Regions from separate parts of the Mus musculus genome. Here regions 1, 3 and 4 are each linked to region 2. A link is a loop called in an ENCODE intact Hi-C map of the cell type or tissue named here. Cell type or tissue: heart. All regions are shown on one strand. Region 1 holds the start of Gm29822 (a long non-coding RNA gene). Region 2 has its middle 130 kb from the start of Erbb4. Region 3 holds the start of Ikzf2 (IKAROS family zinc finger 2). Region 4 overlaps Gm29822 (a long non-coding RNA gene).

Evidence for each region. Peaks named below come from ENCODE experiments on the same cell type or tissue, not always from the same donor. Only the 100,000 strongest peaks of a DNase experiment are listed, where the experiment ranks them.
Region 1: a loop joins it to region 2, with 7 times the contacts of the local background. A loop is called at or near these places in 28 of 42 quality-filtered maps.
Region 3: it touches region 2 in a loop (8-fold over the local background); 24 of 42 quality-filtered maps call a loop at or near these places.
Region 4: it touches region 2 in a loop (7-fold over the local background); 31 of 42 quality-filtered maps call a loop at or near these places.

What each region holds. Positions count from the first base shown.
Region 1 is chr1:69,786,408-69,794,407 of GRCm38, reverse strand. Gm29822 (a long non-coding RNA gene) reads left to right here and starts at 6,819. Exons shown (of 3, transcript XR_373478.2): 1 at 6,819-6,945; 2 at 7,455-7,677. In heart, a CTCF peak has its summit at 3,975 (motif pointing left); no DNase peak of the experiment used is centred here; H3K27me3 peaks cover 259 bases.
Region 2 is chr1:69,237,778-69,245,777 of GRCm38, reverse strand. No RefSeq gene overlaps it. Among named protein-coding and RNA genes, the nearest start is that of Erbb4, 130 kb to the right of the region's middle. In heart, a CTCF peak has its summit at 3,869 (motif pointing left); no DNase peak of the experiment used is centred here; H3K4me3 peaks cover 372 bases; H3K27ac peaks cover 416 bases.
Region 3 is chr1:69,685,355-69,693,354 of GRCm38, reverse strand. It overlaps Ikzf2 (IKAROS family zinc finger 2), which reads left to right and starts at 7,395. Exons shown (of 8, transcript NM_011770.4): 1 at 7,395-7,661. In heart, a CTCF peak has its summit at 4,142 (motif pointing right); DNase peaks (open chromatin) are centred at 4,184, 5,674 and 6,084; H3K4me3 peaks cover 3,994 bases; H3K27ac peaks cover 2,512 bases.
Region 4 is chr1:69,772,519-69,780,518 of GRCm38, reverse strand. The region is part of intron 2 of Gm29822 (a long non-coding RNA gene); the gene reads left to right. Among named protein-coding and RNA genes, the nearest start is that of Gm29822, 11 kb to the left of the region's middle. In heart, a CTCF peak has its summit at 4,706 (motif pointing right); no DNase peak of the experiment used is centred here.

The sequences.
Region 1 (8,000 bases), 550 kb before region 2:
TCCTTTCTAAGATGACTGACTCAAACTGGCTTCTCTCCTCAGCTCCTCACTGAATTGCTTTAATTAAAAAAAAAAAAAAAAAAAAACCTGCCTCTGAAATCCATGAACTGAACTGCACTGACTGTGCAACCTGAACAGAAATGAACTAAACTGAATTGCACAAATGCAACTGAACTCTGGGGCATTCAACTAAACTGCATCAAGCTACACTGAACTGAACTGCACATGCTGATTTGCCCTCCACTCCTGACTTATTCTATGCTGCTCTTAAGTAGCCTCTCTTCCCTGTCTGTTCTCTTGAGAGTTGGGCATATCCTATTTCTGACTCACTCTGTCAAATCTTTCCCTGATTTGTCACTTTATCTGCCCCTCAATTATACGTCACTTTCAAATACAGCTGCTTCCTTCTATAAACTTACTTTACCTTCATTTTCTGGGATTAAAAGTGTATCCTAAGGGCAAGTCTATATTCCAGACAGAGGGATTAAAAGTGTGTTATTCCAGCCAGACCACACAGACCTAAAAGGTGTTTGGATGTGATCCCTTGCCAGAACAGTGATGTTACTGGATTTTTAAACTTCCTCTACAATTTGAAATAAAGCACAGGAAGAAAATATGGAGAGATATAATCCTGAGATTAGGTTAATTTGTACTAGTTCATTTTAGTTCACTACAATGAAGTAACAGTGCCAGAAACCTTATGAGGAAAGAGATATCTTCAGCTCAGTTTTGGAGATAATACCATGGTTAGATATTCCTGGCAGTTCAGCCTCTGATGAAGACCACTGGACTAGGCCACATAGTAGTTGACACCATCATGGTAGTATTGTTATGTACAAGAAGAGATAACAGGAGATGAGTTTGTGGAAGGGATCATTTTCCTAATTACCTTACACTAGACCTTAACTTTTAAAGGTCCTAGCATCTCTTGTGTTCATACAACCACAAATAAATCTTCCAACAGACAAACCGTCAAAGTAAACACTTAAACTATAACACAATTTCAACCTCAAATGCCTGAAAGAAACCTCAGGAATGTCTGAAGTGGCCTGGAGGTAAAAAGGCCATACTTTCTGCATTTAATTATAGAGTTGACGTTTGACCGATATATTGTGTTATTTATACACTGCTAATACATTTGTCTGTGCTTCTCAACTAATTTTAGCATTGTGTTGGTGAAATTTTTAGTTATAAAACAAATACTACTTTGTAACAAATCTCTTTAGGTAGTAGGTATTGTTAAAAGAAAGGCATGTAAACCAAAAAAGCAACAACAACAAACGAAAAACACAGACTAATGTTTTTGGTGAACTCCTTGGTCCCCAAAGAAGGTAGACGAGAGGATCAATATTTTGCTTTAAAGATAGATTGAGTGGGAAGTCCCTGAAAGATTAAACTTTGAAGAGCCAATTTTCTGGCTTATGATATAGCCATCTGTCCTGTTTAAAACTTCAAAAAGTGATTTTTCTCAGCATCACACTGGCCTATGTAAGACACCATGGGGCAAAGAAAGGAATAAGTCCATCCCGAACTCCAAGAAACACTCGTGGACCATTCCTGCTTGACTTACAGAGCAACACCAACACAGCTACATATTCCAAGCACTGCTGTATACTAAAGACAGAAATCAAGCCGGTCTGTCTTAAACCAAATGGAATTAGGGGATAATTTTGTCTCGATAGCTCTGATTATCATTAAGGGTGACTCATTCAGCACCCAATATTTGGCCTCTAACAACGACTGTAAGTATGGAGAATAACAGCCATTTGCTCCCCATGTAGCAAAACCTACCAGATAGCACAGTGAACAGTGGTGGGCATTTAAACAAAACCATAGGGCCTCTTTGAGTCTCTCTACAAAGCATGTTGTGCCTTATTTTATACCAATTCTGTTTGGATATGCAATTGGGTATTTTAAACAGTTAGCTTCATTTTGAGTTTACCAGTGTATAGGATACAGTGAATAGAAGATGTATGGGGTCGGTCTACTCTTCGTCCTCACTTTAGAGACTAAGATGAAAGGAGTGTTCCACCATGTAAGAAGGACACATGCTCCACTATGTTCATAGCAGCCTTATTTATAATAGCCAGAAGCTGGAGCGAACCAAGATGTCCCTCAACAGATGAATGGATACAGAAAATGTGGTACATTTACACAATGTAGTACTACACAGCTATTAAAAACAATGAATTTATGAAATTCTTAGACAAATGGATGGATCTAGGATATCATCCTGAGTGAGGTAACTCAATCACAAAAGAACACACATGATATGCACTCTCTGATAAGTGGATATTAGCTCAGAAGCTCAGAATCCACTTTAGAAGACGTAGCAAAATACCTATGGAAGGAGTTACAGAGACAAAGTTTGGAGCAGAGCATGAAGGAATGACCATCCGGAGACTGCCCCACTTAGGGATCCATCCCATAAACAACCACCAAACCCAGATGCTATTGCAGATGCCAACAAGAGCCTGTTGACAGGAGCCTGATATAGCTGTCTCCTGAGAGGCTCTGCCAGTGCCTGAAAAATACAGAAGTGGATGCTCACATTCATCCATTGGATGAAGCACAGGGTCCCCAATGAAGGAGCTAGAGAAAGTACCCAGGGAGATGAGGGGGTTTGCAGCCCCATAGGAGGAACAACAATATGAACTAACAAGTACCCCCAGAGCTTGGAACTATACCACCAATCAAAGAAAACACATGGTGGAACTTGTGACTCTAGCTGTATATGTAGCAGAGGAGAGGCCCTAGGTCCTGTGAAGGCTCTATGACCCAGTACAGGGGAATGCCAGATCCAGGAATGGGAGTGGGTGGGTTGGGGATCAGGGATCAGGGGGAGGGGGGAGGGGATAGGGGATTTTCAGAGGGGAAACTAGGAAATGGGATAACATTTGAAATGTAAATAGAGAAAATATCTAATTAAAAAAAAAAAAAAAAGGAGTCCCAGATACCTGGAAGACCATCCCATTCATGTAAACAGGACAGAAATGAATGACAGCTGTCAATTTTCTAAGTTGAGAGAAAGCAAAAGTGCAAGTCTAGCAGATCCAGAGCACTTCCTGTGGGCTGTTCCCAAATTACCTTCTTATCCAGGCAGGGTTTCATCCTCTCCATCCTAGAAAGACAACATCCTAGATCCCCGCCACCGAAAAAGAATAAAAAGTTCTAGCACCACAAACTTCGATAGGACCAAAGCCAAAATCACAAGAAGGGATTTTGATACTTCATTGTTCCCGTGAGAGAACATTAGAGGAACGCCTAGAAATCCATTTGCGCCTGTCAGTATCATCTACCTTTTCAAGCTCCCAATCCATTAAGTCACTAATGGACGAGCCACATCAACACAGACAATAGAGACACTCAGCACGGCTCAAAGTGGCCAACTAAGTTTTTGTTGTTGTTGCTCTCATTGTTGTGTTGTGTGTTTTAGAATCCAACATAGCCGCAAATGGATTTGGGAATGACAAAAGAGCTGGCCCGGAGGTCATTTCAACAATTCGTAATAAAATGTAAACGCGGGTAATCATCCCAGTGAGATCGGAAAGTTGCCTGTGGCAGACGTGGCCACCGCCATGCTACCCACATAAGGCGACAGCAGACGTATAATACATATCAAAATCAAGTACAGAGGCTTATTATCCTAATCACGAAGAGATAGATTTTTCTCAACGTTGTCTATGAAAGACTTTGTTCTCTTACGCCAGCAAAAGCTCTGAAATCATTCAAAAGAAAGTCATTATACAGGAAAGAGCTTAGGCCGCAAGAAGGAGCATTTTATGGCAGAGGTGCGAAAGGAAAGAATGAAACCTAGACTTCATTTCGAATTCATAATGACTTTCAAGATTGATTCTCCGATGGCAGTCTTCTTGCTTTAATTGGGAAAAGAAAAAAGAAAAAGTCTGCATCCTGGAGCCGAGCCCATTCTGACTCAGCGTATTGTTGGAAAATGGCAACAGCGCCATCTACTGTCCAAATAGAGCAACGATCATTTCAAACTGTCTGCCATGAGCCACTACTGACAGAAATCTTAAAATTATTGGTAACCGGTATAGCACCTCTTAAAAATTTTTTAAATGCATACTTTCCACATAGATAAGGGCATCTTTTTCTTTTGCTACAAATTATGTTGTACATGCTATTACTTAAGACCATTCTGAAAATATTACATATATATATATATATATATATATATATATATATATATATATATATATTAAACACATATCATCCTATTCAATAGTAATAAAGATTTCAGGGGTGGTTTTGAACTAATTGCACCCTCCTCCTAAATTTATGTTTCTATTAGTTTCCAGACTGTTTTCTAAATCTAATTAGCAATGAAATTCTCCTTGTTAAATTTGGAGACAACAGCCCAGGAAAAGATAGTAAATGGCGAACATGAATGTGTTTATAATGTGCTTCCTACATTGCTTCCAACCAATGCCAATAACGAGTTTTAAATGATAATTGTTATTCCATTAATGTACTTTATATATCAGCTGTCCTATAGAAGAGATGATGCTCGAAGTCCCTGAATAAATAGACTACATGGCAGCACTCTAATTAAAAGGTACACTTACGATAAATTGCATTTGGTATATAAATCACAAAGCCCTCGTAGACATAACTTGGGCATAGCTACATAAAAATGGAAGGAAATGGACTTGAGGCAAAGACAACATTTTAAAAACATACACTATGCCACCAAGAGTTCTACACATGGTTATTAAGCTAGTGATACACACTCAAACACTGAAAGATTGATAACCATTTTAAAATATTGAGAGTTCATTATGCTCTGCATATTCCATCGTAAGTGCAGGACACTGTGAAGGGCCCAAAGCTCCTATGTGGTGGTTCCAGGAGGAAAAAGCCAGCCGCATGCTTCTGACAACGAGTTTTCCCTTTCTTGTGGATAAGATCGTCAACTACCCTGATGACTAGTGCCCCCCCACCCCACCCCCCCCACCCCACCCCCACACACACTCGTCCTGGGGATGTCTGTACTGGCTGCTTTTGTGTGTCAGTTTGACACAAGCTGGAGTTATCACAGAGAAAGGAGCCTCCCTTGAGGAAATGCCGACATGAGATCCAACTGTAAGGCATTTTCTCAATTAGTGATCAAGGGTGGGAGGGCCTATAGCGGGTGGTGCCATCCCTGGGCTGGGAGTCGGATTCTATAAGAAAGCAAGCTGAGCAAGCCAGGGGAAGCCACCCAGTAAACAGTATCCTTCTATGGTAACATCCTTAGGTAAATATTGCTCAGATCACCTTGCATACTAAATGCTTATCCTTACCGGACACACAGACCCTTCACTTGGACTAAACTCATCATGGTATCTGTATTAGGTGCCTAGGTCTCCATTTTACAGATTGGAAAATTGAGGAATAGGAAAACCGGGCAGCTTACCTAGGATATCCATTCAATATATGCTTGCTGTGTTACCCCATTTAGCTCCTGACCCCAGGGAAATGAACCACCCAACCCCCAGAGCAATGCTTAAGCATTGTTCTCCCGGTCCTCTTTGTCAGTCATGTGACAAGATTAACAGTTGAAGAACTCCTTAGAAGACAGGGTGAATTTATTCTAACTAGAAACGGAGCAACTACCCAGGTGTCACACATGAGAATATCCCTGGCATCCAGCGCCGCATCTCTTGCTTGCTGCCCGAGGAGGCATACATGTTTTCATCATTCCAGACCAGGTCTTTGTGCCTCAGGAATCTTCCCAAGTCAGCGATTTCTTTGATTTTCCCTAATGTTTCTAACCTCGGGCAAAAACATTACTCGGGAATGCAGGAATACTAATAATACAAATTTATTTTTTGTGCATCCTTGCAGGACCCTCCCCCAAGCCTGCAGGTCATAGAAGTTGACGTAAACAAGTGAGCTACCAGCTCCGTGTCTTTCTCATCTCGGTTCTGTTTATATCCTGGTCCCTAGCATCATCTCCCGTGGTGATACATCTGTTCTACGCTACAGTAGAAAGTCCAAGAGTGTCAAAGTTGTTGTTTCCTACCAATTATTTTTTTCCTACTACTAAGAGGATATTCTCAGTGAATGGCCTATGAGAATCCACTTAGATGTCAACTTCTCTAGAGGAAAACCAACACTCCCATTTCCGTAACACAAAAGGCAGACAGGAGACCTAATTCAGTTACTGATCTGTAACTGGCTCCCATCTTATCAGTAACTTGCACCCTGGATTAAAACTAGTTTAAGACATCAGAAAATAACCCAGGGAAGTAAGATCTGTCTTGAAACTAAGACAAAGCAGCCACCGAGATGAACAAAGATGCCCGAGTAGAGAAAGCCCTTGTTTACAGGTGATGACCCCAGAAAAAGTAAGAACAACACTTCTGAGTTTGGGTTTTGATGCTGGAGTAGAAAGAGGCGGTCAGTTCTGGAGCTAGGAGAGAATAGACCTACTACTATGGGCACAGGGCAGCCATGCAAGGAACTCCACCACGCAGAAAGATGGTGCTTAAACAGATAGGTAGCGAGGTGTGACAGCTGTGAAGAGTCACATAATTCATTTCAACAAGATTTGGAGATGAGTGATGGCCTTCAAGAACGGGTGGTCTGGGATTTGTCAGCCCCGGGAGTGACTGAAGTCAATGTTGAAACATTTAACTAAATCTCCAGGTTGCAATGACCAGACAGTGACCCAGGGAAGTCAGAACAACTCTCTGAAGAGCAAGCAGTAAGGTATGCAGGCAAGCAGTGTGTGACAGAGAAGGATTGTCTCGTGAGACCAGCCAGTTGGAACTCGTAGCCCAGGTTGAAAGTCGGGACAAAGTCCAGACACCTAAATCAGCGATGCTCACAGTGTTTGTGGAGTCCTAGCCCAGACGTCAGACTCGTAGCCTGAAGGCAACATCCAGATCCGCTCTCTGTGTGAGGTCCTCCCATCGTACCCACGGTCCCAGAGCTTGGAAGGTCAGTTTCTATTCGCACGATGAGATCGTTGCCACCAGCTGTCACAAAGAAGAAATCCTCACTTAAATCTTCCAATGTCAAAGGAAACTTGTATTACCATAGACTATTAGTCATGAGGACATTCTGATTAAACAGGGCTGATGGTGACAATTTTCCAGTCTCGACTTGAAGGCGCTTGGCTTCTTTAACCTCCCTGATGTACAGACCGGTTTCAGAGTGAACGCAATCCAGGGGCCCACAAATACACATTCCCTCGGGTTGTCTATGATCATAGAAAAAAACACTGTAGAAAGATAAACTCCAGTAAGAGCACAGGCTCAGGGAAGGGCAGCTTTTCATCTCAGGAAGTCGTTGAAGGGTCTCCACAGGGAAGCGTGTAAGGTACTCTCTGATGCGGGCACTCTTGGAGGGCAGGGGCGCAGTGGAGTTGTCCAAGGGCAACCATATTTGTTTGGGGAGTGTTAACACACCAGGTTTAGCTCAAAGGCTTCTCTCTGCTTTGCTCACAGGACCTTCTACAGATGAGTCAATATTGACAGAATACTTGCTCAGTTTATGGGGACCTGGAACCCTCCGGAATTCTCCTCTGCAAAGGGATGGTACTTTGACCCCTACTGTGTGGGAGCACTGGGGCAGAGGAAGAGGAAATAAGCAAGTTTTTCTGCATGTTAGTAACACCCTGGGATTCATTAAACTGCACAGTTTTAAGGCCAGGAGTGCCAGCCTTCCTCGGTAAGCTCTTTGCATTTTTAATCTGGAAGTAAAAAAAAAAGCACTCGTGGTATCTCTTGATGAAATTGCAGTAGTGATTTCTGCATTTGTATACAAAGTCAAAGGTTGAAAATAATTACCTGTTTTAAAATTCAAACCAAGTATAATCTTTAATCCCCTCAAATTCTGAAATTTTTACCATCTGGAAATCTTCTAATGGTTGTTATCTTTGAGCACACTCTCTCTGGGCTTTATATATTGAGGGATGCAATGGAGAATTGTATTAGGCACTGTGGCCCAGTTTGTGTGAGGCAAGACGTTTTGAGTCCCGATCAGCATGGACT
Region 2 (8,000 bases):
CACGATTTTCTGATTATAAGTGATTTGTGTTTAGAGTAACAGAGAGACAATTGACACAAGAAATTCAGATAGCCAGTATGAATCCAAGACTGTAGTCAACCTCGATGACCAAATAGGAAAGTTGACTGAACAAAATAAAGTAAAGAAAAAAAAATAAAGACAGAGTGGTTCCATCTTTTCTTCTGAGCAAACTTGGGATATGAAGGAGAAAGGAGGATTCTCAGAACTGTAGGCATGACCACCTGATGATGGAGAGAATCTGAAGCTTACCCAAACGTCTCCTTCTCCTCGGTGCATAGTGAAAGTCACCCTTGAGAAACAAATGTGCTGTACACATTTGTTCTCAACTGTTATCTAAATAGGGAGTTTCCCAACGGAAACAATTACCAGTATGGAGATGGCTTAACAGTGTGCATGCTCCCATAACATAATATATGCTTTTGACTACTTTCAAGAAAATTTATCAAGGCAAAAAGCAACAGTATCAGGATAACAATATTCATTCTGTATTCCAGGATATGCGGGTGGGGGGGGAGGCAGGGGGGGATAGGAGCAAATGTGAGGCTCTTGATGAGCTCTGGAGTCACCTTCGGCTGTCTCTCCCTGCCCTGGGACTGATCTTTCCCTTCTTCCATTTTTCCTTTTCTATGTTTCTACTAGATTGGATTTTAGAGATGAGCAGAAGGTAGGCTAGCACTCCTTGCTCATGTTACATAACTGTCAAGAGTGCCTGAAAGGTCTTTGCTTATTTTGTTTTGTTTATCCTAAACTTAGTCTCTGATGACATGATGTTCACTCTTTCACGTCATTTTAGCTCATTAAATGTCTTTTGAAAATTTGAATGAATTTCTCACGTTTGGGTTTCATTCTTTCTTTCTTTCTTTTTTTTGAGACGATATATGTATATGTGTGTGTGCAATGTAAACAAGTATGTATATAAATGTTCTAATGTGTGTAAGTGCACACCTGTGAATGTCTGCGTTAGAGATCTGCCATTGATACTGAGTGTCTTCTTCAAAGGCTCTCTATATAGTGATGCAAGGCCTCTTGATTGACCCTGTAACCGAGTGTTTCGACGACGGTAGCCAGCCAGCTTGCTCCCTAGCTTCCCTGTCTCTGCCTCCCATGCTGCAATTTCAGGCAGGCTGCTGGAAATCTGGCTTTCGGGTGTTTAAGGGAATCAAAACTCAGGGACTCTGTTTGTGTGGGCAGTGTTTTACCAGGGAGACATTTGTCCAAGCCTTGCTTCGGTTTTAGAAACAGAGTCTGGGTCTTATCAGCTCAGCGTGATTTCTAGCTTGTGATGGCCCTATCTCAGACTCCTGACCACTGAAATTATACGTATGTACCACTATGCCTTTCTCAAGTACACACAGTTTTTATTCAGGTGAATCATACTGTTCCATACGTATCATTATTTACTAATCTTTAGGAGGTAGAAAGTGCTACAGGGATCACTCAGTAACCAGTAGAATATGAGTGTGATTCCAAGAATTCCTGAAAATGCTGGGCTCCGAAGCTTAGTTCTGTGGACGTGGAAGTAAGAGGATTTCTGGGGCTCGCTGGCCAGGCAGTCTAGCCTAATGGTGAGTTTCAGATCAATGGGCGATCCTGACTCAATGATACATGAGATTGTCCACATGCATGACATATGTGCACACATAGAAACAAATTCAATCACATGCATTTAAAAAGATCAGCAAAGGAAGCAGTTTTTAAGGTCTGGTTATGTTGCTTTAAAAATATTCATTTCTTACTGCTAATTTGTGTTTCACTTGAAATAAATTTGATAACTGGAAAAATGTAGCAATGGATCATTTCTACGATGCTGGATTATATAATTCTGCCATTAGTCCCTATCTTGAAAGAGACTTTTGAATGACTATAACTTTCCGTTGGACATTGAGATGGTTTGTTTGCTTTGAAGAATTACGAGGCAGAATTCTGAACATGGTTTGCTAAATATTTTGCTTGTGGCCCGAGGAAGCAAAGTCATGAGTGCTATACTCAAAAGTTGAGATAGCTTGGTCTTGGGAACATTTTTATTATGTATAAAAAAAACATTCAATCCCCAAAGACTTTTTACTTATATGAATTATGTCAACTTGTATTCACTGTCCAATTAAAATGAGAACTTTAAAAACTATGACAATACACACCATGCCCTGGGAACTCCATGTGTGATGTTTTTCATTCTTTCCGGTTAACAAAACTTGCACCCATCTCCAGCATGGGCATATGCAATGACCCAGTCCCATGCAGCCAGATTAGTCTCAGAATTATATTTTACCACCCTGTCTAATATTGGCAGATTTATTTTACCACTGTGCTTGTATAATTAGAAAAACTATTGTATAAGAAAGAGCTTCATATTAGGGAATCCTTTTCTTAAAAATCAGGAACTTGGGTATGACATATGTGTGTTCATCATGCTTATTTTGTTAGCTTAATTATGTCAAATAGCTTACAAAGACATACAAATGAAGTATTTTTCCTTCATACTTAAAAAAAACTTGTTCTTATTGAGTGGAATAACGAAGCCTGAAATCCAATTTCCAAGTTTTTATAGCTCTTGAAATTATACCTCACTTCCTAGGAAGATGAGTTCATAGCATGTATTAGGTGAATCTCACCACACTCTGCGAGACCTTGATGCTGACAGGCAGGAGGACAGGTTGGCTATCCATTCATGGCGAGGTTGCATGTTGATTTTGGCACTTGAGGGGATTTGAAGATACCAAGTCTTAAACCACCGATATATGTAGAACCTGCACAGATAGACAGGCACTAAGTACCCATAGAATTCAGAGACCCGGGAGCTTAGGGTCCAAGTTGTTGTCTAGAGAGAAGCCATTCTTCCTGAATGAGATAACCCCAGATTTCAACACTGAAGTTCAAAGGTGACTTAGCTGTGTCACACTTGAACGCTATAACCCTCCGAGAAAAATCTCACTAGGCATCACCAATGAACAACACTGGTATACTAGATTTGCTTAAATTCTCCACGGCCTCAGCCTCAGCTCCTCCTTCACCACCCTTTCCCAGGCATAGGATATAGGATCCCTAGACAAATGTGTTAGAGCCACACTGTGTGCTGATGTGCTAGGAGGGTATGTGTGTGTTTGTGTGTGGGGGTGTGTTTATGTGAATTATTTCAATTATGTTATTTCCTGAGATGGCTTCTGCTATTTTCTCTGTTTTGTATAAGTAGAAAACAGAGATAAGGAGTGGAGGTAACTTGCCTAAGGTGACTGACACAGCTTGTGAATAGAGGTACTGGAAACTTAGTGTTAGTAGGAGTAGCTGGGGTGTGTGATGTCAAAGAGCCAGGGCACAGGTTAACATTTTAGGTGAAAGATTAACTCTCTAACAGTGATTATTAAATGTTTTGGGGTCTTCTATTCTTTTGGGGGGGGTTGTGAAGAAAAGTGGTTTTCTTCTGGTCCCTCCCATCTCAAAACTCAGCCCCTCTGACCTACACTCACTGTCAGGAAAAAGCTGTGGCCATCTCCTGGGACCGAGGTGAAGGATTTTCTAAGTATATTCTTCAAAACGTGTCTTAAAACTAGAAATGCAGAATTATCCTCCACACTGTGACTCAGAAAGTCCAGACCGGCACAGTCGAGATGAGTAACGGCTGCTCCTCGGAAGGGGCTGGTGAACAGGTTGGAAATGTTATTTGTTGAGACTTTTCTACTCGCCATTGTGCTCTGTGTGGAATGTGCACGGCTTCTGGACCAGCCAGCTCCGCCTAAAATGGCTCTTTGAAGTGGGAGGTCTTTATGACAGAAAAGGAGATGACCACAGAATGAAAAGGATTAAGGAATAAAAGATCAAGAGTGTGCACGGCGCGCTTCCGCCACCTTGTGGACAGAGATGTCTTTGCATGTCTGCTGGGAACACCAAACTGTTTTTCAAGATTTTACTTTGTTTAAAAGAATTAAATGAAAGGAATATCTAAATATTTTCACATTGCCCACATAAGTCTGTTTCTTTTCAAAAATTAAATCATGTTTATTTAATTATTTATTATCCATTTATCTGTTTATTGTGTATGTGTGTAAGGGCATGTGTGTAAGCCACAGCTCAAATATGGACCATAGAGAAAAACTTATCACAGTAAGTCCTTTTCTTCTACCATGTGGGGCCTGGGGAACAAACTGAGGTTTGGTGACAAGTGCCTTCAACTGCTGAGCCATCTCACTGGTCCATTCTCCAAACACACACACACACACACACACACACACACACACACACACAGACAAACACACACACACACACAGACACACAGACACACAGACACACAGACACACAGACACACAGACAAACACACAGAGAGAGAGAGAGAGAGAGAGAGAGAGAGAGAGACTTACATGGTGTCATATTTTGATGACTTACATATTCTCTGTCATTAAAATAGTAATAATTATATATTTGCATCTTAATTCTATTCTGGTCATTTATGTTACTTTTATTTTTAAAATAGGATAATTAATCTTTCTACCACTCAACTTTATCTGTGAAAGGAATAATTTAAGACAATGTAATTTATTATATAAATTATGCATACTGTCTTATGCTCAGGAGACAGTATATAATTGTGGGCAGTATCCATAGCTTTATCATTTTTATTTTAATATTCATTTAAAAAGGTAATGGATACATATGTTAGGGTGTCATGTACTGCTCATGACAGAGACATATGAAGTTCAGGTGAAGCTTCACACAGTTGCTGACATTTTCAGATAAAATGTCATCTAATCCAGTTTTTTTTTTGTAAATTTTGTTCCATCTTTGTCAGAGTGAAATATTTATAGTGTTTAAAGAATTACATATTCAAGTTCAAGATTAGAAACATGTTTATTTCCATTTAAAATGATAATATTAGATCAGAGTATATACCAATCAAATATAAAGGAGAATTGTGTGTACATTTGTTCACACAAACACATGTGTATGTATATGGTATGTGTGTGTGTGTGGTGTGACGGTATGTGCCACGGAAGCGCAGAGAAAGATCTCAGGTATTTGCCTTATTCCCCTGAGATGGGATCTCCTGTTGAAACCGATATTAACTGTTTCTCTGTCTCCACTAGCATGGTCAGACAGTGAGCTCCCTTGGTCTGCTTCCCTCAGCTGCCAATGCTGGCACTGTGGAGACACGTGGCAATGGCTGGCTAGAATTTGCACCTCGTGTCTTCATGCTTGTGTTGCTAACAGTTTCTTTTACCCACGGAGCAATCTTCCCAGCCACGTGGAAATCTTTCTTCATTCATAAACAGTTCTTCTGGACCTGAGAACTATTATATCCCAATGTTTAGACACACAGATAAAGTACTATTTGTAGCTAGTGTGTCCTATGTATATGACTTCAGTGTTTCTTTTTTATAATTAGCCTTTGGTGAAAAATTGTGAATGATATTGTAATGCATTAGGTGGTCGCCGATAAACAAGCCGCCATCCTTTCTGGGGTTTTAAAAGATTCCCCTGTGCATGGTCAGTGTTTACATTTAAACTCAGTTTGTTTTGCTGCTTTCTTTCATTTACCAAGTCTTCATTTGGGGAAGAAGTAACAACTGTTTTAGTTTTCATCTAAATGAAAATAAAGATACAGAGAAATGGAATGCATTTGGTGTTTAAAATGGTAAGAGGGTGAGGATCGTTTTGTGTTTCTAATTCTGAACAAGGGAAACCACCAGATGTGAAATGGGATTAATAGAAAGCCGTCAGGCAATCCACAGGTCTGAATCCTGGCACCCACACTCTGATCCCTGTGATAGTTGGCAACGTAGATTTCCTGGAATTTCCCACGTATCTTGGTTTTCTCTGCAGGGTTGCTGAGTGGCAAGATTAGCAAAGTGACATTGCATCTAAAACGGTGGGGAAGGATTCAGGGATGCATGATGCACTACGTGAATTTCTATTGTGTGTTAACAACATCATGAACTTATAGAAAGAGGGTTTCATTTCGATCATGGTTCCAGAGTGATAAGAGCCCATCTTTATCATGTTGAAGTATGGCAGCAGATGGACATGAAGCTGGAAGCTTGGTGTTCATTTCTTAAACCACAGCATGAAGCAGAGCATAACCTGGGAATGGTGAGTGGTTAAAACCTCAAAGCTCACAGGCACTGACAGGTTTCTTCCAGCCCAGCCATGTTCATTTAACGTATCCAGACAGCGCCACCAACTGGAGAGTAAGTATCGAAACATCTGAGCCTACTGGGGACATTCTCATTCAAACCACCACACATGCTGAGCCTTTAGTCTCTTCTTGTAATAGAATAAAGGACGTCAACAGACTAAAATCTATGGGCTGCAGACTTAACCTCCATGCCCCCTTTTACTTAGAATAGAACTTCAAATCAGCTTGTATGCAGATATAGTGAAATTAGACAGTGGACTTAGAGGACAGTCAGTAAGTTCATCTCTTTATCTCTCTTGTGTCCCTTTCCTTTTATAATGTGGTAATAGAATTGATTCTTGGTGGAAATCCTAAATGGTTGCTACATTCTAATGTTTTAGATAGATACCTAGGAACTTACATCAATTCCATATTTTTCTTTATAGAATCTATGAACAATAGAATCTATCAACAAATGTGGCCTCATTTGCTTTTAAGTCATTTAAACCTTTTTTTTTCTTCAGTGTATTCATCTCTACTAAGATGCCATGTGTCATCGCTAGCCTGGATCATTCACTTTCTGAACTGGTTTTCTGCCTTTTGTTCCATACTTTGCGATTCATACTTCTAAATAGAGCAGCCAGCCTATGTATAGTTGCCCTCCTTCCTTCTTAACTTAAAATTCTCCCCTGAATTTCTTCTTGCTCTATATGCTGTCAAGAGCCACTGACTTGACTTACTGTGTGTCTTCTCTAAGATTCATGCATTCCTGTGGGGGAAAATGATGGTGGAGAAAGGGATGTTGTTTCATCTCTACAGCAGGCGGTGGGTTAGCATGGTCAGGTGGTAGTAAGTATAAGAAAGAGCTTGGCTAGTGATCACTGAATAGCACAAAGTCTGGAGCTCTCAAAGTTCACTCCTCAAGTAAACCTAAACATGGTGATGAGTTATCCCTCCTTCCTCAAAGATACTTTTTAGATTGAGAACAGACATCTGGGTCATAGACTAGAAATCACCTGGGAATTGCTGCCCTTCGCCACCCCCTTTCTGTATCACATTCTCTATTTTGTTAGCTTAACACATGAACAAGTAGGAAATGTGTTTTGTAGCCTCAATTACATCTTTTTTTTTTTTTTTTTTTTTTCCATTTTTTATTAGGTATTTAGCTCATTTACATTTCCAATGCTATACCAAAAGTCCCCCTTACCCACCCACCCCCACTCCCCTACCCACCCACTCCCCCCCTTTGGCCCTGGCGTTCCCCTGTACCGGGGCACACAAAGCCTGCGTGTCCAATGGGCCTCTCTTTCCAGTGATGGCCGACTAGGCCATCTTTTGATACATATGCAGCTAGAGTCAAGAGCTCAGGGGTACTGGTTAGTTCAAAATGTTGTTCCACCTATAGGGTTGAAGATCCCTTTAGCTCCTTGGGTACTTTCTCTAGCTCCTCCATTGGGAGCCCTGTGATCCATCCATTAGCTGACTGTGAGCATCCACTTCTGTGTTTGCTAGGCCCCGGCATAGTCTCACAAGAGACAGCTACATCTGGGTCCTTTCGATAAAATCTTGCTAGTATATGCAATGGTGTCAGCGTTTGGATGCTGATTATGGGGTGGATCCCTGGATATGGCAGTCTCTACATGGTCCATCCTTTCATCTCAGCTCCAAACTTTGTTTCTGTAACTCCTTCCATGGGTGTTTTGTTCCCACTTCTAAGGAGGGGCATAGTGTCCACACTTCAGTCTTCATTTTTATTGAGTTTCATGTGTTTAGGAAATTGTATCTTATATCGTGGGTATCCTAGGTTTTGGGCTAGTATCCACTTATCAGTGAGTACATATTGTGTGAGTTCCTTTGTGATTGTGTTACCTCACTC
Region 3 (8,000 bases), 450 kb before region 2:
TCAAAGCACAAGATGAAAACAAACAAACAAACAAACAAACAAACAAAACAAGTTTTTTTTTTTTTACAAAAATGTAGGAGATATAGGCATGATCAGTTCAAGTATAGGTGTTTTAGAATTAATCTGAAGCTGTGGAGCTTGGGAAAACTCTATTAAATCTCCAAGCTTTAACTTCCTATGGGAAATAAGGAATATAACTACATTTAGAATGATAGTGGGTTTTAAATGAGATGATACACAAAACGTGCTTTCTTTACCTTGGTACCTGGCATAAAGTAAACGCCTATAATAATGATGGTATATGTGGCCTTTCTAGTTAAACTGATACTCCAGATTTTTGGGACAGGTTGCATTATAAGTCTAGGGTGCTAACCACCATGCCAGTGTACCCCCATAATCCCAGCACTTGAGATGCAGGGGCTGGAGACTCCCTGGCAATTTCAGGTCAGATTGGTCTAAGGGAGTGAGTTCTAAGACAAATGGTACTATATAACAAAACCCAGTCTCATGAATAAAATGCTAAAGATTCTGCATAATGTTTTTATTTCTCAACAATATTCCATTTAAAACAAATCAGTCTACCATGTATAGAAGTTTCTGGATCACAGTTAATAGAACCTTTAGTGATAGTCTACCAAGTTTCCCCCAGGTGTCTAGTTTACTGGGATTTCCCCAGGTGTCTAGCACATTACCATGGCATCAAATGTGAACAACGTTTTGAAGGTTCAGCCTAGCTGCTGGGGAAAGGTACTGATGGTGTAATTCTCCCTGTCTATATCATATCTTACGACCCACAGTTCAGAATGGAGCACTAACTCCTCTATTAAGCTAACCTTTCTCTAAACCACAGTCTTGAAGATTAGGCGGAGATGACATTTGACTTTACTACCAGTAGGTGACCTTTCCTTGGGTAAGATACCCCTTTCACAGTATACATTGCTATGTAGAACTGGCAAACAACAAATGACTCCCCAGTTATATCCCCCCATGGCTCTTAACTTGCTGAGGTTGTGGCCATCTGACTACTAAAAAGGGAAGATCGAAGCCCTGGGTCACTGCCGGCAATACATTCCTGTGTTCCCTTTCGATTAAGTGAGATTAAGGGAGCGATTAGACTGCACCACTGTGAACCAAGTTGGTTTGGAAGTTGTTGAAGCTCCTCCCAGTCACAGGACAGGGACTTCCACGGGCTTTTCACACATCTAAAAGACAGGATGGGTGGTTAGTGATAAGGGCTTGGTTATCAGATGCTTCTTCGGAGATGACACCTCTCAGCCACAATCCAGCCTTTGCTATACTGAATACAGTCTGGCTCCTTGTACTTTCCCCTCCAAATTTCACAATTAAAAGATCATTTTGGGTTTTCCATCCCATTCCTGCCAAACTAAAGTTTCCCACTCCTTGAATTTAGTTGCTAAATATATTCTGGACTATTGAGGATAAGGTTTTTTTTGCTGTTGTTTTGTTTTGTTTTGTTTTTCACCTATGTCTAAAAAAATCAGTGTTTATGCTCACTAGACTCTTTTTCCATTTTATTGCTATCCCCTATTTCTGAGATACATTCCCAGACAATTGGTGTACTTGTCATCTTGTGCCAATACTATATCGGGCATCTCAACAAGTTTGCTGTAGTTTTTATGTGCCAACATCTTGGGTTTCTTAGAATTACTTTCCAATGACTCTTAGATAGGGTTGCTTTTGCACAGTACCACTTATTGTAGCTTGAAGCTCTAATTTTGTACAAATAGAAGGCTCTAATTTTTTTTTCAAACGCAGAACACATTTGCCTTTTTAAAGCAATTATGAAGGGTTATAATGACATCTTTAAAAATACATGCTTCCATTTGTATTCAGAAACCGGTGAAGTCCTCACCTTCTTTGTCTGTCTCTCACTTCATAACTCTCATCTGCGATGGTCTTAGTCCCTCCTCTGCTGTAGGACAGGAACATGCTCCCTAGTAGAAAACTGTTTAGAAGTGTAGATTCATCATGTTCTCTTTTCTAGGGATGTGGGTATTTGAACAAGAGTCTTATCTCTAACTGCAAAGTAATACTCTTTAAAGAGTGTTAAAAGGACAGTGTTCAAGATAGAGAGGGTGGGAACACGGACTTCTGATTTAGACCTCACAGGTCAAGCAACCAGACCATAGACTCTTCGTATCCCTGGAGAGGCAAAGCTGGCAGAGAGCAATGTGCTGCTCTAACATGGGATCTTAGAATGTTGCCCCAGAATCCTGGGAAGCCAGAAACAAAATCAGAGTCTCGATGAAAACATTCTAATTCTGGCTTCCCACTTGTTCAGTGTGTAGCTAAGTGGAGAGATAGAAACACCATCGTCTCTTCTCCCACTTAAAAAGATAATATTAACTGCAGCCATCTATGTGTACAGTGTTAAATTCTGTTTCCCTAAAGGCCATATTCTAACATGTACTCTATAGGACTAATTGCATCAAGGATCACGAAACCATCAAAAATGTATATATATAGTTTTTTTAAAAAAATCTTTATTATTACATAAGAATTACAGTTTGTCCTCCTACTACACAAACATACTGAAAATAAAACCAAAACTTAAAAATGTAGATTTAATTCCCTGAGCAAAACAAGATAAAAATGAGATCTCTATCTAAGTTTCTTTAAAGGGAATTGTTTTTAAAGCTAAAACAATTAACACAAACCGTTCAGGGGAGAAAAAAATCTTACTTTATTATGTGTCTTTTAGCCACAGTGCCTTGTAAAGTTTTCATTTTGCTAATTAAACTTAGTGGTTGTAAAATTAAATGGGCTGCACTCGCTAGTCACCTGGTTTCCTGCATTGTCATCGAGAAATAATTTGTTCTGAAGTTGAGGCACCATGAAAGTGCATTTTAATCGAGACTACCTTTATACAGTAATTTGCATTTTTTTATGCTTTTAGCTCCCTTTACAATTGATATTTTTCAATAAATTTGATAATATCTAGGAAAACACCAACAGCCTTTGTATGGATAAGCTAGAACTAACACACTAAGGACACCTGTATCATGACTTACAAGCTAAGGGCTGACCCAATTCATTAGGGAGTCAGAATTTGTCATCGCTATTTTTGTTCCTTGACAATAGCTTAACACATGGAAGGAGCATATGTGTTTTTCCATTTACACAACCATTCAGTAAGTGTTTATTGTCCGTTTAGTGCCAAACAGTGTGCTGGGTCTGAGAAGATAATGAACTATATAAGACATCATCTCTGCCTTTTACACGAGTAAACTCTAGCCAGGCAGTGGTAGCACACATCTTAAATCGCAGCATTGGGGAGGCCTAGGCAGGTGAATCTCAGAAGCCAGCCTGATCTTCAGTGGGTTCCAGCATAGCCAGGGGTACACAGAGAAACCCTGTCTTGAAAAACCAAATCAGACAAATAAGAAAGACAAAACAAACAAAGAAAAACCAAGAGTAAATTCTATTCGGAGAGCTAGGTTTTCTTTTTAAAACCAACATGTGAGCAGAATACCTACAACCATGTTGCATTGGAAATATGTCAGGTCCTGGAACAATGGTGGGAAGGATCAGCTTCCATAGTTTGAACAGAGAGAGTGAGAAGGAGACAGCAATCAGAGCAATGCTTTGCTCTGATGGTATACCTGTCCCCAAAGTGAAGATTTAACCTTCCAGCAAGATAAGGAGAACTAGACTCTCCTGGTGCTATCTTTTCTTGCACAGTTCAAGCATATAACTGCCTAACAAATTGCATACAGAGTAGCTATGGCTAAGGGCATAAGTAAATCCATTCTTTAACCACTACCAAAATATCGTGAAGGGAAATCTTGGCCAACGTGAATTGCTACGGTTTATATGTGGTCACTTTCTCATGAATGCATTAGATTGTGAGTCCAGGTGCCAAGGTCAGACTTCAGAAATATTAAACTGAACTACCCAATTTAGCTTGTAAACACATTCATGACTTCTTCAGAAAACCTGAATTCATTGTAGTCTCTGAATGAGAAAGGAACATGGGATGTTTTTTAAAAAAAATCTAATTCCCACTCTTCAGAATGCCCTCCTAAAATTTGGGCTTCATGAGTTCCTGCCTAAATAGCTCTCTCTTGGGGGACGACTGTGTCTGCTAATAAACTGTCCGAAGGTTTAACCACTAGGGGGAGAGGGTGTGCCTCTGGTGGCTAGGGAACCAATGGCAGCAAATCGGTACACGGATAAGCTAGGAGAGATCTAGATCAAGCAGTGGTCAGCTAGGTGCAAGGACCACATCAAGTGTGGTAGTTTGGTAACTTAGGATGGCTTCTCCAGATCTCACAATGAATCTTCTTCTGCAGACGGATTCTGTGGCTTTTAACTAGGAAGACTTTAGTACTGAATGTTTAAGTCTTTCCCAAGGACCACCATGACTTTGCAGATACGCTGACACTTTTCAAGTGGGAAGGAACACTCTGAGAACTTCTTTCACACTTCATAGTATGTCACCTTTTCTATACTGTAGCGTCACACGCGCCAGCTTTCTGAATTTGCTGTCTGTTGAATTGATTAGAAAGACTCGACTCCTAGATTCTCTTTAGTTTGACCTTTCCAAATCTAACGTTAAGTGTGTGTGTGGGGGGGGGGGGCGGGGGCGGGGATTTTATTCAGAGAGCTGAGGAGTAGGTAAAAATGTTAGTTTTAACAATGTCACAGATATTGCAACTTTAAAGAAAATCATCAGGAAATTATTGAAAACCCGAGCACAAGTGGTTTACTCCCAATGAAATGATTATTTGCTTTAAATCATCATTTTCTATAATTAAAAAAAATGAACTGAACCTATAAGAACAAATTGCTTAGTAACTACAATAGATATAATAAGGTTGTAAAAAGTGAAAATAGATACACTGGACATTATTAGTGTATTCATTGTATACCACTGTGAACCTTTGCTCACACCAGAATCTAAACACAAGGCAGAGCGGTGCTTAAGGTGAAAGTTGATTTTATTTTCAATGTGTCATATGGCTTGCTTCCATGGAAAAGGGGGAAGGGAGAAAACTCTCAGCAACTATTTCTGGGATTCTTTAAAGGAGTGGGAGGCACAGCGCCTGCTCCTCTTTCAGCATTGATTTTCAACACAATATGCGATACGGTTTCTCAGAAATGTTGTTTGGCACTCCTGATAATTTCATGTGATTTCAAACTTAAACCACTCAGACTACACAGTTCAGTATTTTCAGCTCCTTTCATTTTCCTTTTCCCTTTAATTATAGAATTCTTTATTCCCCTTTCTGTGGTCAAGAAAGATAGTAAATGCTGCTATTTGTAGATTGAAAATGCATTTATTTTCTCAGGACGATTCCTATGCTCTTCGCCCAACAAATGTAAACGTCGTGATTGGCATAAGGCTAGGCTACACTTCCAGGCTAACAACTTTTTCGAACCTCACGGTTCCTTTGACTCGGGTGGATGTGGCACACGCCGGGACAGGGGTGGATATAAACAGCAAGTAAACACTCTAATTTTAAACTTGCACTGGGAAGCACTTTCACAATGGGGACAGTGGCGCTCGCTCCGTGTCTCCCAGGGCACTCGCAAGGGTCCCTCTGTCCGGCTCAGTGTCCCAGATCCTCCGGGTGCCGGGAGCCGGGAATCCGGGGAGGTACCGGGCCAGAGAGAGAACTTCCCGCGGCCGACATGAGCCGGGGGAGCCCGAGATCGTCCCTCCCGCGCGGCCAGCGGAGAACGTGAGCAGCGGGGCGCGGGGAGAGGGGCGGAGCCGGCGCGGGGGGCGCGCGGGGCGCGGAGGAGGCGCGGAGGAGGCGCGGAGCCGCGCGGCACTTGTCCTGTAATCGATTGCCGAGCGCGCCGAACGAGCGGCCGAGCGCGCAGACACGCGCCCCCGCCCCTCCCGCCCGCGCGCTCGCCCGCTCGCTCGCTCGCTCACCCGCCCGCCCGCTCCCGGCTCTCACGGACCCGGGCGCTCGCTGACGACCCCCCCCCCAACCCCCTCCGCGCGCGCGCGGCCGCCACCGCCGCCGCCGCTGCCCGCCCTCCGCCCGCGGGCGTCTGCGCGAGCCCGGCCGGCGGGGGAGATGTGCTCGGGCTCCGCCGGATCGGTTTCTCGGGGTTTGACCAGCTGTCCCGGGCTAACCCTGCTCCTCGCTGAAGATGGAGGAAGTAAAAACAGGATTACCCTTAGCTACAGATCCACTGCCTTAGTTTCCACCACCAACTGCAGTGCACAAACACACGTTAGGCACAGGAAAGAAAGAAAGAGAGAGAGGGAGAGGACACACTAACAGTAAACACAAACAAAAGGGTGATGGGATTATTTTACTGCATGCACTGCTGAGGTAAATCTCCGCTTGGCTTTTTGCGTGGGGAAGAACAGCTCTTGTTTTATTTGTCTTCTGATTCATAGATTATCTATCAATTTGTGTATGGTTTGCAAAGGGGTTGGGGAGGGGGAGTGTTTTCAAAGTTAAGTGTAATGATATGGAATCTTGTTTAACAGTGTGGTGTGATCGAATGACTTGTTGCTGTTAACCAGGGATAATAATAATATAGACGCTTTTCTTTGGGGAGGGATGGGTTGTGGCTCTGATTAGGGAAATGATCTCTGTTAAGGACGCTCAGGGAATTTCGTTGAAGATGATGTCCTTTGCCTTAATGTATCGTCCCCTCCTTGTAATCTGCTTCTGGGATGTTAATGGACTAATCAGTTCTCATCTTTATAGCTGTCATGGATTTGGACTTGTTTTTGCTTTGTTTTAACTTGAATTCCAAGAAGAAAGATTGGATAACCTGGCATAGATTGCAGCTGTCTGGATAGAGGCTATTATACTGTTGAGATTGAAAACAAAACAAAACAAAAATAATAATAAAAATCTGGTGTGACACATGTATAACAGCAACAGTTAAATCGCTTTGACAGGTTCTGGTATGGACGAAGGAGATGGAATGAAGATTTAATTTCTTTTTCTTTTTCTTTTTTTCCTATTTTGCCAGAGGCCACAAAACAGTCCTGTGAAGTTGGCCTAGGTTCCTTGCTGGGTTCTGCCTGACTGTCCCTCCCCTCGTACCCCCCCTCCCCTTTTTCTTTCAGTTTTCTTGTCTTAGCTTTTGGTCGATTCTTAAGGAACCGGTGGATCAAGTTTTTTCTCTTCTCGTTAATCGCATTGCTGTAGCACTGACCTCTCTCTCTTTCTCTCCCTCCCTCCCTGTCTTTTTTTTTTTTTTTTTTTTTTTCCTCTTTCCTGAAAGTACGTGGTGCCATTCCTGAGTGACTTTTCCTACTAGACCATCCCAAAGGGACGAGGGGGCGGGGGCGGGGGAGGAGGAGGACGAGGAGGAGGAGAAGGAGGAGGAGGAGGAGGAGGTTGGGGGGGAGTGTTCCTTCTCTCTCATTTCTTGGTTTTGTTTATCAGCCGATCTGTTTGCTGGATTCGGTCTTGGAATGACCCACCTGTAAAGTGCTTTCCCTCCTCCTCGGCTTCAACTCTGCAGGGGGCTTTGCCTGGAGGGGGCAGGGAGGGAAGGGGGGGGGGACACAAAAAACTTCTTTCTTTCTTTCTTTCTTTCTCCGTTTCTCTTCAGCCCGACATTGTCACCTCCTCCTTGAGGGGTTAGAAGAAGCTGGGAGCTCCCGACAGAGCTGGAAATGGTGATGACTGTTTTTTAATCAGAGGACAATTTCTTTTGTATGTACATTTTGTTTCTCTTTCTCCTTTTTCTTCCTTTTTCTTCCTTTTCCTTCACTGAGGGTTTAATAACCCTTTCACTGTTGGCGCAGACTTCTTTTGCTTCTAACTGACGCTTCTTTTTAGTATGTGTGTTAAATGTGTACATTTTTAAAGAGATAGACTCATTTGTAAGCTCTCGGTAGAAACTGCTCCCCTTTAAAACTTTCCGGGTCCCTTTCTTTCAAACCTTACGTAACCTAATTGAAAGAATTTGATAAGAGTAGAGCAGGTCGGAATTTAACTGCTATGTAGTGACTGGGAATTTGATCTGATTATTCCATAAAGAAAGAAAGAAAA
Region 4 (8,000 bases), 530 kb before region 2:
AAATGCTGTCCTCGGTTACAGGTTCTTACCTCAGGCTGCGGAGAGCAGCCAACAGCCTTGACAATATATTGCCTGCAATGTTTGGAGGGGCCATAAGACTTCTTTTGACCATGGACCCAGTAAGATGTACAATAAATCCTAATTACAGTGTCCCCTCCCTCTACTCCTCCCAGCTCCTCCCTACCTCCCCTCCCATCCAGTTCCATGGTCTTTCTGTCTCTCATTAGAAAATAAGGGGCTTCTAGAGAAAACAATTGAAGATTAACAAAACAAAATATAATAAGACAAAACAAATGCCGTCACGTCGAAGTTGAACAAGGAAATCCAACAAAAGAAAAAGAACCTCAAGAGACCTTATGAGACTCAGAGACCCACTCATTCACACATTCAGGAATCCCTTAAAAATACTAAACTGAAAGCCTTAATCTATAAGCAGAGGACCTGGTGCAGACGTGTGTAGGCTCTATGCTTGCTGCCTTAGTCTGTGAGTTCACACGAGCTTTGCTCAGTTGATTCACAGGGCCTTGTTCTCCTGGTTCTTCATCCTCTCTGGCTCTTACACTCTTTCCACCTCCTCTTCCACAAAGTTTTCTGAGCTCTGAGGGAAAGGATTTGATGGAAACATCCCAATTAGAGCTGTGTGTTCCAATCTCTCTCTCTCTCTCTCTCTCTCTCTCTCTCTCTCTCTCTCTCTCTCTCTGTCAGTAATTTCTAGCTATGGGTCTCTGTATTTGTCCTCACTGATGCAGAAGAAGCTTTCCTGGTGATGGCTGATTAAGGTATTGATCTATACATATAGCTGAATATCATTAGGAATAATGTATTGGTATGTTATTTTTCTAGACCAGGAGTATTTAGTTTTATCCCAGGTCTCCTGGCTATCTAGTTTCTGATTGTTTGTCACCCAAACTATATCAGGCCAGATATGGGTTCCACCTTGTAAAGTGGGCCTTAAGTCAAATTGGACATTGGTTGGTTACTCCACCTGCTTTGTGCCACCATTGCCCTAGCAGATTTTGAAGGCAGTACAGACCATAAACCAATAGTTGTATGTCTGGTTTGATGGTTGTTTCTCTTCTGGTACCCTGAAATGTACATTCCCATACTAAAGACACTGGAACACTTAGGTGGAGAATCTATGAGACACCAGCTCACCTTTTCCTTCTTCAATGAGGTAATGGAGCCTTGCTTTTAGTGTGTGATGAGCAATCTATTGCCTTGGCAGCGTCCTGTGTTGTTTAGAAGTTTGCATGGGACCACTTTGGCCAATAACTCATTTGGATGTAGCCCAGGCTAGGTACTAGAAGTTTTGCTTGGTAACAAGAGATGGCCAGTTGTGACTCCATCTCCCCCATTATTTGGAATTCCACTAGAATCACTTTATAACTGCTGGAGGGTTTCTTATCCCTTGGTAGATCCTCTTAGCCCCCTGTCCCATCCATGTGTCTAAGTTCTGTGGTCATCTGGATTGTCCATACATAATGGAAAATCTAAAAGTTAGTATCTGCATAGAGAAGAAAATATGCACCATTTGTCTTTTGGAGTCTGGGTTACGTGACTCAGGTTGACTGTTTCCAGCCCTATCCATTTACCTGTAAATTTTAATTTTTTAATAGCTGAATAATAGTTTATTGTATAAACAGACCTCATATTCGTTACCTGTTCATCAATTAATGGAATCAAAGCTGTTTTTATTTTCTGTCTATCATGAATACTACAACAAATGAACATGGATGAGCAAGTATCTTTGTGATAAGATGTAGTCATTTGGGTGTCTGTCCAGGATAAAAGGCCTACACTATGAGATGGACTCTGATAAAGTGGCCAAGAATCTGAGACTAGATGGATCTCAGGCGCAGGGGCAAATATGCAACTACTGTTCTGCTAAAGAAATATATCTACAAAATGACTCCTAATGACATATTTCTATATGCATAGGTCAGTACCTTGCCCAATTCCCATAAGAGAGATACTTTTTTGTGTGCAGTAGATAAGAACTAACATCAGAGCCACAATTGGACAATGTGCAGAGAGTGAGAGACGTAGGAGCACTCGATCCTAAATGAGATGTCTTCATCAGACTCCTGTTCTCAAAGCTCAGGAACCTACAGAGAAGTCTAAAAGATTTTAAGAGACATGTGGATGATTCTAACAGTGTCTTCTAGACACAAAAGGGCTGGGCACATATGACCTCACAGACACTGTGGCAGCATGCACAAGTCCCTCACAGGTTTCAGTCAGAGAAAATCCCAGCATTGAAAGGGGATGTACAGGCAGAGTTCCACCCCTAACCAAGAAGCCATCGATAGTTTCTTTGAAAGGAAAAACAGTTCTCTCCAATGGAGTGTCACTAGGTCCCTCAGTCACAGTCCAGGACAGACCCCATGCCTGGGAGTAGCTGACCACCACCACCATCATCATCACTACCCACATACATACACACACACATACACACATCACACACAAACACTACACATCACACACCACAATACACACACACTACACAACACACACCAAAACAGATACCACACACAACATATATACCACAACATACACAACACACACCAAAACAACATATCACACACACACACCACACATCACACATACACTTCACATACATACACCACAACACACACCACACACATATACATGCACCCACATACACGCCTGTCACACACACAAACACATACACACACACATACACATACATACACATACCCCACTGACACACACGCACACACAGAGACACACACACGCAAACCCTCCAAGTAGTTGGTTTTGCTTTTGTTTTGTTTCAGCATCTTTTGTATTACTGTTTTTTTTTTTTAATTTACTGTTGTTGTAAGACAGAAAACATACATGAAGTTGGGTGTGTAGGCAGGAAGAGCTGGAGGAGCAGCAAGACATGAACAAAACATACTATGTGAATAAAACTTTCATTTAAAAAATAGAAAATAATGAAGTATTTAAAACAGCAGTACCTGAAATGTCAAGGGCTGGGCATTGCAGTCTGAGGGGGACAAACAGTACACTGTGGCTAAGAAGGTCATGTGGGGAAAAACGCAAGATGAATATGGTCCATTTTTCAATACAAAGTTTTCTTATTGCTTCCCTCCCCCACTCTTCCTGCCACCTCCTGCTTTTGGATGGGATAGTACCACATAGCGCAGACTGGCCCCAAGCTCTCTATCTATCCCAGGCTAGCCTCAAATTTGTAAGCTTCCTGCTTCTGCCTCCCAAATGCTGAGCTTACCAGCACACACTTGAAGGTGGCAGCCACCATGCCTCAGGACTCACTTCAGTCTGGCCTCCCAAGGTTCACTGGAGCTTCCTGACATCCTCAAGTCATCCCCTGACCTCCATCTGTCCTGGACACTGTGTGTGCCTGAATTTTGTAGGGGTAAAAGCCATTGTGCAACTAATGTGTGGGGTGGTACACATTGGAACACATGACCTACCTCAGCTCAGCCAAACCCACGTACCTGAGTATGATCATTTCTGTTAACTGAATATTAAAATATTTACCTGAATTTGACCATTCACTTATTTTTAGCCAGCTCGATAGTGTGTCTTGCTAGATAGCTAGATATTGTACTTGCTTTAGTAGAGCTCAAGTTTCTAAGTAAGATCTACAATGGATCACATCTCTTGCAGCTACTTTTCTAAAGAGGCCATTGGAGAAAACCTGCCAGGGACTCCTTGCAAATTAGCCTTTCCGCTTAAGCTGTTAGGTGGCAGTGGCTGTGTTTGCTACCAGATGTGACTAGGCAGAGTCAGGTGACCTCAGTCCCTATGCTGTTTCAGAAGCTTTGTAAGTGTCTGGCCCCTAACACACTGAAATTTACTGTTCGCACCTAAGTTATCTGAGAAGATTAGCATTGCCACTTACAAAATGACATGGAACACATAAGGAAAATGAGGATGTAAGATGGTTTATGGCATTGACTTCAACTAAGCTTTCTTCATTCCTCCCTCCCCCACACTAGAAATAAATTTGGAAAGGCCAATAGATGTTACTTAAATCTAACAATAATGACGTTCTTTTCCTTTCTTTTCGTTTCTTTTCTTTTCTTAAAAAAAAAAAAAAAAGCAGTGTTATTATCTAGGTCAGAGGACAGCTCTGTGGAGTCCGTTTCCCCCCTCTCCTCTTTACATGAGTCCCAGAGATTGGATCCAGGATCAGGCTTCCAAGTCAAATGCTTTCACCTGCTGAGCCTCGTTTGGTCTAGGATTATCAGTTAAAACATTTCTTCACATTGTGGATAGACATGCTGAGTCCCATTAGCACAAAAATGTGATAATAGAAGTAACATGCCTTTAAAATTAATTACGTTACCTGAAAATAACTGGAAATGCTCTCAAACACTGAGCATTATTTTGAAGTGTGTATAACAACAAGCAATTTTGGTGAAACTTCAACGAGTAATTATTGAAAATCTACTATTTTTTTCCCTCATAGCCATTAGCTAATATAACAGTGGCAACAAATTAAAATGAAATACATAAGATTTACAAAACCCCTTTAGAGAGTGTACATAAATATGTTCTATGTTTGCATGTGCACATAAATAAATATTTATTAAAAAGTCAGACTCTCAGATTCATATTCAACATCCATGAACTACAAAAAAAAATTATACAAATAATTTGGTATTTTTGACTGCATAAACATCTGTCATGTCAGTGCCTTGTGCCTCTGCAGCCAGAAGAGGGCATCAGATCCCTTGGAACGGGAGTTACAGAGAGTTGGGAGCCACGTGATTGAGAATTGAACTCAGGTCCTCTCTAATCCAATGGTTCGCAACCTTCCTAATGCTGCATCTCTTTAATACAATTCCTCGTGTGTGGTGACCTCAGCCATAAAATTATTTTGTTGCTACTGCAACATTACTACTGTTATGAATTATGATATAAATATCTGTTTTTCCATGGCCTTAGGTGACCCCTGTGAAAGAGTCATTTGACCTCCCCTCCCTGCGAGAGGTTGAGACCAACAGGTTCATAGCCTCTTAACCCCTGAGCCACTCCCCAGCCACACATAGCCACATTTTCAAATGACCATGCTTTTCACATAACAAAATTTCTCTAATTATAAATATTTTATGGTTTCCTGACACTTACTATTTTATGCAGTATATATGAGCTAAAGGTTTATTATTATTATTATTATTTGTTAGGTTGGTTTTACTTTTTAATGTTTTATATTAGAAATGTTGGGCTGATGACATGATTCAGCTTGTGAAGATGCTAGATGCTTAGTCTGAGGACCTGAGTTTAATCCCTGAGACCAACAAGACACTGTTGCATAAATAATTGTCTCCATGGTGTCAGAAGGAAAAAAAGTCTACTTGTCCTCTGACCTCCAGATGTATGCACGTGTGTGAACACACATGCACAAGACAGAGACACTAAAAATTAAGTTGTAATGTCTATAACAAATTTAGGAATTTTAAACAATGCTCCCTTAAGAGCAGGTCCCAGTGCTGAATATTCACTTATTTTGCAGGATCATATTATTTAAGGCTACACAGTAACAGAGGACCCTACAAACACAAAACTGGGGCTGACGACAGAGCAATAGGCATCAGTCTTTCTTATTTTTCTCTGAAATATGTATTTATTTTAAAATCAAGGTGTCTATCATTAACACTGTTCTAACATAAGCCTTCAGTCAAGTCCCTGTCTGTACACCCATTGTAAGAACCCCACCCTGCATATGCAACTTTATGAGCAGTTGGTATTTATAACGTTCCATTTAATTTCTCAGCCTCGTTTATCTTAGAAGCAAAAGCTCGTCTTCTTCACTGGATAACCCCTTATAATCTGAGGAACAAAGTGAAGCGTTGTCTTCTGTCACGTGACATCTTGGTTTTAAGGAAACTGTACTGTACAGTTTAGAGTCGTCTTCAGAGAAAGAGTCATTTGTTTGACTTCTTGCAGCTCAAGGATGTTGAATGTGAATGAATCTGACAATCTAACTCTGTAATATTGTGTCACTCTTGAATGACCAAGATGGCTGTGCCAATACTCAAGCTGCAGTACCCAGAGTGTCACACTCATATCCTCTAAATCATAAATTGAGCAACAGAGCTGCTTTTGTTCAAAGAATAACTAGGAAAGGGGTAAAGAAGCTGCCTACCCAAAGCCAAATGACATTGTCAAGCAGACCTTTGGACTATACAAATTAATTTCATCACACCATTGTGTTAGAATTTACCTGCTCTAAAAGAAGTCAGAAAGTGACTTCTCTTTCATCTATACACACTGCATCAACATCTTCACCACCATCATCACCACCACCACCACCACCACCACCACCACCATCACTACCCACCACGCATTGCCACCATCACAACCCACCACCTTTGCTACCACCACCACCATCACCACTGTCACCATCACCACCATCATCACCATCACCACCATTAGCAGCACCTTTCTCTCCCCCTCCCCTTCAGTGAAAAATGTGATCAGCTACCCATCCTGTATTTTTAAGTGTTTGGGGTTCTTTTTCACAGAGGATCTCCTATAAGCTGAAATAAATAAGTGTTATCATTTTTTACTAACAGGAGACAGTTGGTGCTGTTTGAAAGTTTGAGGGCTTCTGCATATGAATTTCCTTCTGCTTTGTTTAATCTACCCTTTAAAATTTAAAAGCTCTATGCTTATTGAACTAAGGAACCAGAGTTAATGAAGAAGACAATTAAATTTACCCAAACTTAAATTCCTGTGACTGTACTCAGCTGTATAAATAATTGTCCCCATGGTATCAATCAAGTAGCTGAAATTCCACCCCAATGAGAAGTAAAGTTCATATTCATTGGATGCCGAGGATGCCTTTCTATCCATCTATCTCGCTCTCTATCTGCCAGTCTATCTTCTCCAGATTGATGCACTGTGTTGGGTGCGTTCCTCCTACTTCCACGGAGTCAGGTACTTATAGATAAAGGAATGAAGCTTTTAAAAAAAAATAAAACAAATAAAAATATACTCTTCTATTTCAAATGGAAATATTTACAATGCTAGAAAAGCTGGTTACAGACATATTTTTTATTAAATTTATGTACTGTTGCCTGGAGAATTAATAACGTCCCACCCACAAGACCACTCTCCTGCCTGGTCATTATGGATTTTTCAGAGTTGAATCACATCAGGGTTAACATCAATGAGAAGTAAAAAAGCAATCTTGTCTTAAATACAAAAATTGTTCCCACACAAGTACAAGGGAACAGGCATGAATAACATTTACAATAGTGAATCAATGTATGTGTAAGGACATAGGCTTTTCTTTAGTTTGTGATAACTACTGTACCATTAATCTAAAAGTGCTTCACTATTTCTTTGAACCGTTAGGTAATGACTACAGCTAAGAACAGGATATTGAGAATCCAATTATCTGACGTATTGTTATATGCTATATATGTTTATGTATATGTTATACATTATCTATGTTTATGTATATATTATATGTATGTTGCTTTGGCAGAAAACATAAACCTGAAGGCAACTATAACAGAAAGCCTTCTGTAACATTCCTTACGTTTTTGAGAATCGAACAGGGGTTTCTCATGCTGTCTCTCCTAAGTTTATTGAAATTCAAAGCAATAAATTAAAGTAAACCCTTGCATTTGTGTCTAACTTCTGAGTAATTAACTCAAGAAGAGACTGACACATGTGCTGCTAATCTTTCATGCTGTGATTAAGAGAGAAATAAAGACATCCATCAAACTGGATTACTTCTTCATTAAGGAGCCTCGGAAACTCGTTTTAACTGTATCAGAACCTCCCATTTTGTAGGTTTAAGTGAGACATTGCACCCTCCCTGTTAAAGAAGAGACTGCTAAAATATAATCAGCACTGGAAAGGGGCTACAATCCATTCAAAATTTCTTTACTAGTTAAATAAGATCGCTGAAAGAACGCAAAAGGACATTGTATGTTTGTTGGTGCCTTCTCACCGTACGCACATAAAAACAGAATTAGGAGGCCCAACTGGATCCT